2 separate regions of the Homo sapiens genome follow, and region 1 is linked to region 2. Evidence: read pairs that join two places in POLR2A ChIA-PET (ENCODE). Cell type or tissue: MCF 10A. All regions are shown on one strand. Links, peaks and the distances in the headings refer to the core of each region. The heading gives the core; the rest is flanking DNA.

The links. Peaks named below come from ENCODE experiments on the same cell type or tissue, not always from the same donor. Only the 100,000 strongest peaks of a DNase experiment are listed, where the experiment ranks them.
Region 1: POLR2A ChIA-PET joins it to region 2 with 5 read pairs; 3 of 35 experiments call an interaction of 5 or more read pairs at or near these places.

Annotation. Positions count from the first base shown.
Region 1 is chr3:78,734,024-78,739,693 of GRCh38, forward strand. All of the region lies in intron 5 of ROBO1 (roundabout guidance receptor 1), which reads right to left. Among named protein-coding and RNA genes, the nearest start is that of LINC02077, 690 kb to the left of the region's middle. In MCF 10A, for the core only: no CTCF peak of the experiment used is centred there; DNase peaks (open chromatin) are centred at 3,038 and 4,158.
Region 2 is chr3:78,790,633-78,796,302 of GRCh38, forward strand. All of the region lies in intron 4 of ROBO1 (roundabout guidance receptor 1), which reads right to left. Among named protein-coding and RNA genes, the nearest start is that of MIR3923, 710 kb to the right of the region's middle. In MCF 10A, for the core only: no CTCF peak of the experiment used is centred there; no DNase peak of the experiment used is centred there.

The DNA of each region.
Region 1 (5,670 bases), core at 286-5,285, 57 kb before region 2:
TATTATTTTGAATTATGAAGTACAACTTTCTTTTTGGCTGATTACTCCAATTTCTGAGACACTTTCTGCTTTCTGGAAGGTCTATTTTGACTAATAGATCATGGATGCTAACTAGCAGCATGCAACCATATCAGGTTTCATCTCAGTGATTTTCAAGAGTTGGCGGAATTCCATGTGGAAGGCAGCATAGGCATACTTGGTGAGGCAGTCCTCTATGTCATCTAATGTTACTTTGACTGAAACTAACATGTGAGTGGAACTAACTTTTGGAAAAGTATGCAAAACTGTTTTGGGTCTGAGTGTGGTGACTCATGCCTATAATCCCAGCCCTACAGAAGACCAACCTTGGCAACATGGTGAGACCCCACCGCCACAAAAAAAAAAAAAAAATAGCTGGATATGGTTGCACATACTGTAGTCCCAGCTACTCACATGGCTGAAGTGGGATGATCACCTGAGCCCAGGAGATTGAGGCTGCAGTGAGCCATGTTCACACCACAGCACTCCAGCCTGGACGACAGAGAGATACCCTGTCTCAAACAAACAAATAAAACCAAAAGACTTGTTTTTTGGGAAATCCATTTGGGGGAAAAAAAAAAAAAAACCTCCAGAATCATCTCAGGAGATTTAAGAGAATACTAACAAACAGTTTGCAACAGTCAAAGTAGGATAGCATGTCAACATGGCATGATATCAAAACTGAGGACTTTAATTCATATATAAGTTCATTATAGTACTTAGATGAAACTTGAAAATATATAGTATATTGTTTCCCAAAAGCACCAGAGATTATTTGTTGAACTAGAAAATATTTTGTCTGGCAATCTTTGGTCTCTACTACCTTACCTCTGCATCTAAACACACTGCACCCCGACTATGGTCCTGGAGTCAGTTTACGTAAAGATATAAGCACTTTATAAGGAATTAAAATTATGTCTCAAAGGACCTGGACAAAAATGGGCATGCAGATTATACATTATAAAGCCCATAAAGGTATATATCTTACACATTGAGACTTATATATTGATGTAAACCTATACATTGATCAAAACAGGATATACTACAGTTTTACAAGTGTTTGGTTTTTTGATCCACGAAATATCTCATTCAAAAGGTTTGCTTTAATTTCTGAAGTTAAATATCTTTCACCTCTCCAAGTTATTAAATTCAGTGTAGAATGAACATGAACTGAAAATCAAGACAGGAGAACTTAAAATAACGCTTTATAATGAGGCTGTTATCAACAGTCCTCAAAATACTTTTGACTACTGTGGTTTGATTCTCATAAGGATCCTAATAAACAGGCAAAGAAGATATCATTATCTGAATATTTTCAACAATTGACCAGACTTGACCAAGGTCTGGTTGTTAGGGCAGTTTCAAAAATGTGCTTTGGACATAACAGACCTTTCCCAAGATGGTCATAGATTAAGCTTAACTTACTATTTAAATTGCTGCAATTTATTTTCTTTTTTGAATGAGATTGTGTGACAACCTCCAATATTCAGTCATTTAAGATGAATTTCTATATGTTCGTAATAACATGCAGAATGTACAAAATAATTAAATCAACATAAGGCCATCCCCATACCTAACGGATAAATAAGCAGGGAAATTTATTAAACCCTATATATTTAAAATACTATTTTCAATGCTGTTACCAAGATAGGAAATACTAAATTTAGAACACAAAACAAATGGAAAAATTATATGAAATAAATCCATGAAAACCCTTTGTTGTTGAGTTTTTTGTTAAGATATATCGTAATCAAATTTAAGTGTCATTTTAGATGGGTTGATCAGATCTAGTCTGTCAGGGGAAAAATCCCAGGAAGAACTCTTACGATGGGAGACTCCACACTAATCCATTATGTGACTCAGCGTAAACCAACGGGCTTGGCATCTATTTCTCCCTGAAAACGAAGGACCTTGCCTATTCACAATCTCTCAACTCAGCTCCATCTCTAAGATTCTATATCAGTATGTCACACTTATAGCAATGTATTTACTCACATAATTAACTTGTGTAGTATCTCCTATTTTTAAGCCAAAAAAAATCATGTTTTAGAAAAAAGAAATGGTGTGGATGATACTCTCTTCCCATTTTGTCGGAGAGTAAGATAAGAAATACGTAATTGTATGTGGAAATAAAATTAACAAAATCATATATATTCAAATTAGCAACTTTTCATTCCTGAGTACCCTAAAAGACTAAATTTCTGACTTATATTTCATTCATTTAACACTTTTTCGAACACATGAGCTTCGAACATAAGACAGACATGAGGAATACAGGTGGACTTTCATATGTTTTATGTGTATTAGATAAGTAATATATAAATCATAATTTAGAATAGATTATAAGAGAAGTACTTGGTAAAAGGAAAACAAACAGATAACAGGAAGAAGAAATCTAGTGTGGGTATTTGGGTGGGATTTTGCTGATGGCTCCTCTGAGGAAGTTGTCTTTGAGATCTGAAAAATGAGTGTGTTAGACAAAGTGGGTAGAAGAACAGAACATTACAGATAGAAAACCACATGCCAAGACTCTCATATATCGGTATACCAAGCTGTTGGCATGCAAGCTTTCAAATGCACATGTAACATATGAATAGTGAAAAGACAGAGCAAGAACCCAATGCTCACTGAAATTATCTTTTTAATTGTATTGTCATCTAAACTAATTTGTGTGCCAGAACTGAGAATGCTTTAGTTTACTGCAATCCTTTCAAAAGAGTGCTTGGACTTCACAGGTAGGTGTAAAATGCTTGGCTTTCTTTTTTCTAGTTTCAGGGTCCAAACATGATAAGTGTATGTGTAATTATTTAAATAAAATTGCAAGTGTGTGGAAAGTTTCAGGATGTTCCTTGAGAAGAGAAACCAGCCTTTCTTAACCAGTACTTTGCATCTGAATCACATAATTTCTCAATTCCCCTAAGGATAATACGTAACTAGAACTGTTCTCGATGCATGGGAAAGAAGTTGATTCATTACACATGGTGGGTACCTTTAGGGCATTAGGACAGAATTCTCCTGTGGAATAACCAGTTGATGATAGCATTGCCCAATAAAGGTACACATAGAACTTGAATCAGTTTCTTAATTTCAGTGTTAGTCTAAACACTTTACTTACTCATAATGTTCACCCAAAATACCCCTAGTGATTCTGTGGCAACTGAAAATTCTCACAGTGGTGAATCAGATATAGATAGAAGTACAGGCAGAGGAGATAGAAAGCTGGATCTTCGTTCACATACATTTATATCATCTTCTTGCTTCTTGAAGAAAATTGGAATTGTTATGGCATGAGTAGTTTTGGATTTTCCTTTTCCATCAAGATTTAGATGACTAAATATATTCAGAGTTCAAATAGGTATACTAACAACAATAATAAAGAGAACACCATTACTAATAGGTATTAAGTGTGTCACCATTTACAATGACATTTAACATGCATTTTCTCGCTGAATTCCCTCAACGACACACTGAACTAATCTAGGTATGATTAGACAATTCATTTCACAGATGGAAACAATGAAATGTATAGAGATCAAATGTCTTCCATAAGATCAGGCATTTAATAGGTGTTGAAACCTGAAATTATAATGTGGTCTTATAATGCCCAAGCCTATGCTTTGTTCTACTAATCCCCAGTGTTTCAATTATTAAATATAAAAATTAAGATAGACAGGAAAAATTATTTTTAAGTCATTTATTCAATCCAATGACTGGTACAATAAAGTTGTGTTGACTTACCATATTTAAATCCCAAATAGAAAATTTATTTTGGAAAATAAATAGAATACATAATATGCATTGACACTTTATGTAAGATGAACCCCAAAAAAATCTATTTCAGGTTTACTACTCAGGTTTCCTTTGACCTTCACACAACAGAGCTATGTATTTATTTTGCAGAAACAGAAATTTAACTTCTTAGGGAAAAGGGGCTTTATGACATCAGCTGTATTAAGTATGTTAATTTCCTCTAGGGGAGAGGAGGGGAAGAGGAAGCAAAAGACATTGAACAATGAAAGAAATTGGAAGAGCAGACGAAAGCACTAATCGAAGGAAGGGAGGAGAAGCAGATGGCGTAGGAAGGAGACATGTGGGAATTGGGAGGAAAGGAAGCAATTGGCAAGGAGTGGGCTGAATGCCAAATTTGTGAAGGATCTGAAGGGCACTGGGGATTTGGATGGGATGTGAGTCAGCTGCTTTTTACCAAAATATCACACCAACAATGGAAATCAAAGAAACCTACAAAGACACACAGGAAGCAGAAAAGGACTAGGAAAAGACCTGATGACATACTCCATTCTAATAATTTTACCTCGTCAGCATGGGAATGGGAAGCGTTAAATAGTTATTTTTGGTTTATTGGTTTTGTTTTGTTTTTTACTGCATAACTAAATTGTTCTCCTATCTTCATTATGGATTTTCAAAACTTTAACTTGCTTTTGAAAGAAATGATACAGATAAAACCCTTCTATATATTTTAGCTATTTTTTACTTACCTTATATAAATGTGATTTGTTATTCACTATCACTCATACACAAAACAATTCGTTTAAACCATCTAGGATTACAGTGACCAACTGTCCCCATTTTCCCAGACCTGAGAGATTTCCTGGGAATAGAATTCTCATTTCTAACACCAGGACCATCCTGGGCAAACCAGAATGGTTGGTTTTCCTAGGTAAGGTAAAAATCTTAAGAAAAAACTACTAAATATACTTGTTCATTATGCTAAAGCATACTGATGCTGTAAATTTTTTTTCTACCTTTTGCAAAGAAGAATGGATAAAATCTTAATTCAGCTATGCAATAAGTAGATGAAATGAAAAAAATAGTTACTGATTGGATAACAGCTTTGATGAAAATAAATATCTTACAAACAAATTCTTTCCCCATCATCTAAATTATTTTTTCAATCAAGTAAAAACAGTTGTAGACATAGAGAATATTTGTGGCATGCTACTGTAAGGACAGTAGGAAGAAGAATAAACAACTCAGCATAACTTATCTCAAGGAATAATATAAGTCATTCAAAAATGCTTAAGTCACAAAGGCTCATATCAGCTCAGAATTTGAAGCATGAAAAGATGAGTGTCTTTTAAGCTCTTCTTCTTAATAAAATGAAATAATTCGGGATAAATGATCGACAAAGGTTATCATGAAGAAAATATTTTTGAAATTTCAGAATTGAGTCTAGGCAGAGCTTAATATTTATACTGTGTTGCTAATGTGTTAGTTTTTACTGTATTTTATTATATCTATACAAAATTCCCCAGTCACTACATTAATAATATTTTACTTAACTCAATTTTTCATTTGTTATATAATATCTCATAATTGCTTACTTTTTTCAACAATAACTTTTGAAATGTGTGCAGCTAATGATATTAGAACCTGGCTAACTCACAATTTGGACTGATAACTACAAAGCATATTCAGTTGAATAACTTACTGATTTATAATATCCTTTTCAACATAAATCCTTCTTTTCCTAAGTGGCAAATGATGACAGTTAATTGTTTTCTTTAGATAACCTCTACTATCTTTTTAGGTAAGACTTCTAGTCTTCAGAATAAATAATTTTAGGTTGTCTGAGCTATAATATTTGGCCAAATTTGACCATTTCTGTGTCATCTTTTAAAAAACTACTCAATT
Region 2 (5,670 bases), core at 467-5,466:
AAAGACATTCAGCTCCAGATTGCCAACACTCCCTACTAAGAAAAAGGTATTATCTCATAAAACAGAAAGTCCCAAGGTAAGGAAGCTCCAAGACTTGTCCATTCTCCAAGTCAGCCATGTCCTTTAGGACCCAAGTTCCTTCATATTTCCACTGTCCAATATTCACATTTTGCATTTGATTCCCTTTTATGGTTGACAGACAGCTGCTGTAATTCTAGGTCACATATGTAGACCTAATTCCAAGGGATGGGGCAGGGAAGGAAAATGCCATTTAACCTTATAAAGTAGTCCCCCCATCAGACTTGTCTTCATATTTCATTGCAAGGAAGGGGTCAAGCATCACTTTTGAAACCAGTTATTGTTAAGGAAATAGGATAACACAAATAGGGATTTACCCTAGAGCTAGCGAGAGGATGGATCTTCCCTCAGTCTCGTGGAGGAGACACAGAAAGACCAGATCAAACCTGAGGCCCTGCCAGTGAGAACAAAGAGAATTCCTGGCAGACAGACAACCAGAAGTGTCTACTTCTCTACTTTTTTGGCAATATTCATTTTCCTATTGCCATGCTTGCTTCCTACGTGTTGTTGTCATAGGTACACTATAGGGTTAGGAGAGAATCAGAAGTATTATAATTTTCATGGTTTCTAAGATCCTCCTCTCTCCTATAGATTAAAATAGGAATTCATGCCAATTTGCTAAATTGTCTAATAAAAAGAGCAGTAAGGCACGGCAAAAAATGTCCTTTGCTTCAAATAAAACAACAAAATCTTCTCTCTCATAATTTAAGCTGTGATACTGACACTTCTGCCCTTGGGAAAGCCACCAAGTTTAAAAACCAATATGCAGAGAATGGATATATCCTGAATCTAATAAAGTTCAAGCTTTAAAAACCTTCGCTGAGACAGGCTTCGTCGATACCCTCTGATTATGCATTCTGGTATTACATTATTTCTTAAAAAGAGACTGAAATTTTTATGAGCTTCAGACTCCTAAAAATTCGTATCTGCGTCTGCTGATACATCAACCTTTACTGTCTGTGTGCTATTGAGCTTGTCACTTACCTCTCTATACATCCATTTCTTTATCCTAAAAATTGGTTTAATAGAAGGAGCCCTACCTTTCTTGCACAACTGTGATAAGGATCAGAAATGCATGCATAAAAGTGCTACGTAGCAATGTTCCGTGTAATTATGATAATCATCGATATCCAGTGTTCTCTTGTGGCTGCTATTTTCCAGTGAGAGGCTGCTGTTGCATCTGCTCCTGCCAGTTTGTCTCCAGGATATGACAAGAGCTAAGCTCAAAATGAGCTGAGCCATCCCTGATTGCTGTCCAGAATACTCATTCAGCTGCAGGTGTTTTCCAGCCATCCACTGTGATGTTACATTGCTTCAGGCTGTGCTACAGGGGACCCTCATAGGGTTTCATCTGCCTGGCATGTGCTCCACTCCTTTCTAACCCTGGGGAGTTGACTTTCATGTAGGATGGTTTCAACTTCTCAGGATGGCATGAGTCCTGGGACCTCATTGTGGGGAACTATGCCCTACCATCTGGTGTGAAGCGTGGTACTAAAAGATGCTGATAGAATTTGTCTTATAATTGAATGTGGTGATGGTAGGTGTCATTTCTATAAACAAGACCAGACAGCACAATAGCTTTGTAGACTTTAATTTTGATCTGGAATGTGCTTCTTTGTTTTCATCATCCTGTCATTCTTGCAACTGTTATGAGTTTTAAAACATGATTTATTACTTTACCTACTAATGTGCCATTATTAGATAGTGAGCTGCTGAAGTAGCAGAATTGGGTAACAAGCAATTTCACAAGTAATTATGCAGTCAGGGGTTGAGTGCTGCAAGAATTGGATGGACAATAGCAAGTAGAAAGCTATCAAGGGGTACAGGAATGAGCAGCCTGTGTTTCAATAAAAAGGATTATATCTGTCTTGACCATTGCCACAGCATTGATGAAAATCACGTACTCCATCCAGGACAAATCCCACAGTCGCCTCACTTTCCTTCTCTCAACATTTTATATCAATTAAAACAAATTTAAATTAATAGTTATAATGACTGCTATCTATTGAGCATTTATAATATCCTCTTGTATATTTTCATATTTAATCCTTATAATCACATTATAAAATAAGTAATAAATCAACTTTCTATATTGGAAACAGTCTTTACCTAGACACAGTGGCTCATGCCTGTAATCACAGCACTTTGGAAGGCGAAGGTGGGAGGATCACTTGTGCTCAGGAGTTTGAGACCAGCCTGGGCAACAGAGTAGAACCTCCTCTCTACTAAAAATAAAATCAAATAAATCCAGGCATTGTGGCAAGTGCCTGTAGTCCCAGTGGTCCCAAGTAGTCCCAGCTACTTGGCAGGCTGAGGCAGGAGGGTCACTTGAGCTGAGAGAGGGAGGTAGCAGTGAGCAGTGATCTTGCCACTGTACTCCAGCCTGGGTGACAGAGTGAGACAACAACAACAACAAAACAAAACCAAAAAAAAAAAAAGAAAGAAAGAAAGAGAAAGGGAAAGGAAAGGAACAGAGTCTTAAATTTGCTAAGTTAACATCAATTAGAACTAATAATTCATGGAGTTGTAATACAAATACGAGTTCATTAAATCTCAAAAACTTCATTTTAATTCCTTGTTTTTAACAAAGAATGCATAGCAGAATCTCCTGCAGAATTAAAAGATAGCGATATCTGTCAAATTCACTAATTTGGCCTTAGAATTTGGTTCCTTCATTTTAAAATTATTCTCTGAGTAATTCTGATAAACACTTTTAATTGGAACCTTCTGATTATACTTAGCCTTACAAGAATAATCATAAAATGCCACCTAAGTGATGACAAGTAGGAGAAAATAAATGTGCTAAATGTGGGTCTAATTGCAGGTACATGATCCAACAATTTTGCTTTCCTGTTAAAATATGGCAGATCAAGGTTCTTCCCTCTGCCCTGAGTGACAAATAAGCCATCAATAGCAATTGTGTTAATGACTGAACCCTAGGGTACGGACATCAAATAGAGTCTAACACACAAATGCTAAAGATATGCTAAATTTTAGATTGGGAGGTAGAGGAGAAGTAGAAACTGAAAATAATAAGATATTTAGTTTTTTTTTTTAATTTTGAGATAGTTTTGGCCATATGAATGTGTCAACTGATATTCAGATATAAAATATTATTTTTCCTAAACACAGGCAATTTTCTATGACCGAAAAGACTAAATCATTGAAATGTATTTTTCTTCAAAGAAGCACTGAATTATTTTAAAATATTTAAATTTAAAGTATATTGACTGTAGAATTGTTTTTAACTAGATCCTCATCTAAAAAAATGAGAATCATGTTAATTAACTTTGTGACTTTTAAAAAGTTAAGATTTGGTCAAATCATTTCATATCATCAAAGACCTACACTTTATTTTTAATCGTAAATTCACAAAAACACAGCAAATAAAAATACAATGGGAGGTCATATGGTACACTGGCTAAGAGCATGGATTTTGAAATCCTACTGTCTGGGCTGGATCCTGGCTCTTATCTGAGCTAGCTGTGTTACCCTGGGTAGGTCACTTAGCCTCTCTTTATCTCAATATCCCTATCAATATAATGGACACAATAATCATAATGCTTACTTCATTGGATTACTATGAGAATCACATAAAATTAAAATATGTAAAATAGAACAGAGCTCAATGCATAGTAACACTATATAAATGTTTACTATAACTACTGTTGTCTTATTTTAAATTTTTAAAACTTCAATTTCTAATAGTGGTGTATGGGACCTTGGAGTTGGAAGGGGGCCCTTATTTTACAAGCAAGAAAAGAAAAGCCTAGGTGACTTTCTAAGGCAAGTTACAAGGCATACTAACAACCAGGATGTAGAGTGTTGAATGGAGCACAACAGCTGTTCTGTGGCTATGACAGTCTTTATTTATTTATTTATTTTGAGGCAGGACCTCACTTTGTCACCCAGACTGGAGTGCATTGGTGTGATCTCAGCTCACTGCAGCCCTGCAGCCTCAACTTCCTGGATTCTCCCACCTCAGCCATGTGCTACCGAGTAGCTAGGACTGCAGGCATGTACCATCATGCCTGGCTAATTTTTGTATTTTAATAAAGACAGAGTTTTGCCATATTGCCCAGGCTGGTCTCAAGCTCCTGGGCTCAAGCAATCTGCCTGCCTCAGCCTCCCAAAATGCTGGGATTACATGTGTGAACCACCGTACCTAGCCGCAATTGACAGTCTTTACCAGTAATTGCATTCTGGGAGTTTTAAAACAAAGTAACTCCAAATGATTCATTTCAAATAATTTCAGAAATGTATCTTATAAGCAGCCTAGTACTTGTAATTACATTTAACAGAAAATAATTCATACTAAAAATGATTTAACTGAAATTATGTCATGTGTTCAAGTTATTGATATATCACTGATATTTTCCTTGCAGAAAAAAAAATTTGGCCTGTAAAAAGATAGCATTCCCTTCCAATACCTACCCTAGATAATACTGTACTGATCTAACCTTATTCTCCAACTACAAAGTTGATCAATTACACAAGAAAACAATGAAACATAATAAAAGTCAGAGCACCAACTCATACCCCAGGCATCCATTTAATTATCTCCATTAGTAAATATGAAGCTATTTCTCAAAGGAGATAATGGATTCTTGCTTAATACAATCTCAAGAAACAAAATTACGGCCTCCCCCTCCCATAACAGAAAATGTGTAACACCCTGGTTTATATTTCTTGATAAAAAACTTTTTAAAACTTCATACCCTTAAGGGACAGCTTTGCATACAGGAACAACACTAAGAAAGGGAACCAGATGCCATCTTTATTGAGATCTCAAAGAACAGCATCCTATGGGAAGACAGAAGAAAATGCCAAGGTCGCTTCCTTCAGGTAATGCAACACTTTCTTGTGAGAGGCACAACGGTAAACATGAAGATGATTGATAACTTCTTTTAAGACATATAAAAGGGAGTTATAACACAGAAGTACAATCCTGAACCAAAAAAGAAGAAAAGCCAATTTATAGCTACGGAGGCATGTTTAAAAGTGCTACACAGAAAATTTCTTTGAGTCTATGTTTTTGCAAATGGGAGAGGATTTTCAAGTCAGCTCATGTGGAAGATACACTTCATTGCCAAAGGGAATAGTGGGACAGGCACCAGGAAATACCCTAAGGAACTGGGAAGGAGATACATGGTCCCAGAGCAGAACTTTGACCCTACTGAAAAGGAAGGAAAAGGCATTCCTGACGAGCAACCTCCTTTAATGCTTTAATGGAGCCAAGTTTAACCTGAATTTCAAATTCTTGAGATAGACTTTAACACAACAGACTGTCTAGGTTTGAATCCCAGTTCTGCCACTTTTTAGCAAAGTGATCTGGAGCAGGTTACACTACCTCCCTCCATCTTATGATTATTATTATCCACATTTGGTATGAAATGTGGATAATAATAATAGTAGCTACCTCACATGGTACTCATAAAGATTAAATAAAGTAATTTAGGTACAGTGAGATAAGGCTTGCCTTCCAGCAGATATTCAATATGTGTTGGCCATTATTATTATTTCTCTAATCATTAGAGAAAAGAATAACAAATAATAAGAAATATCTGCCTACAGTTAAAGAGACATTTCCTT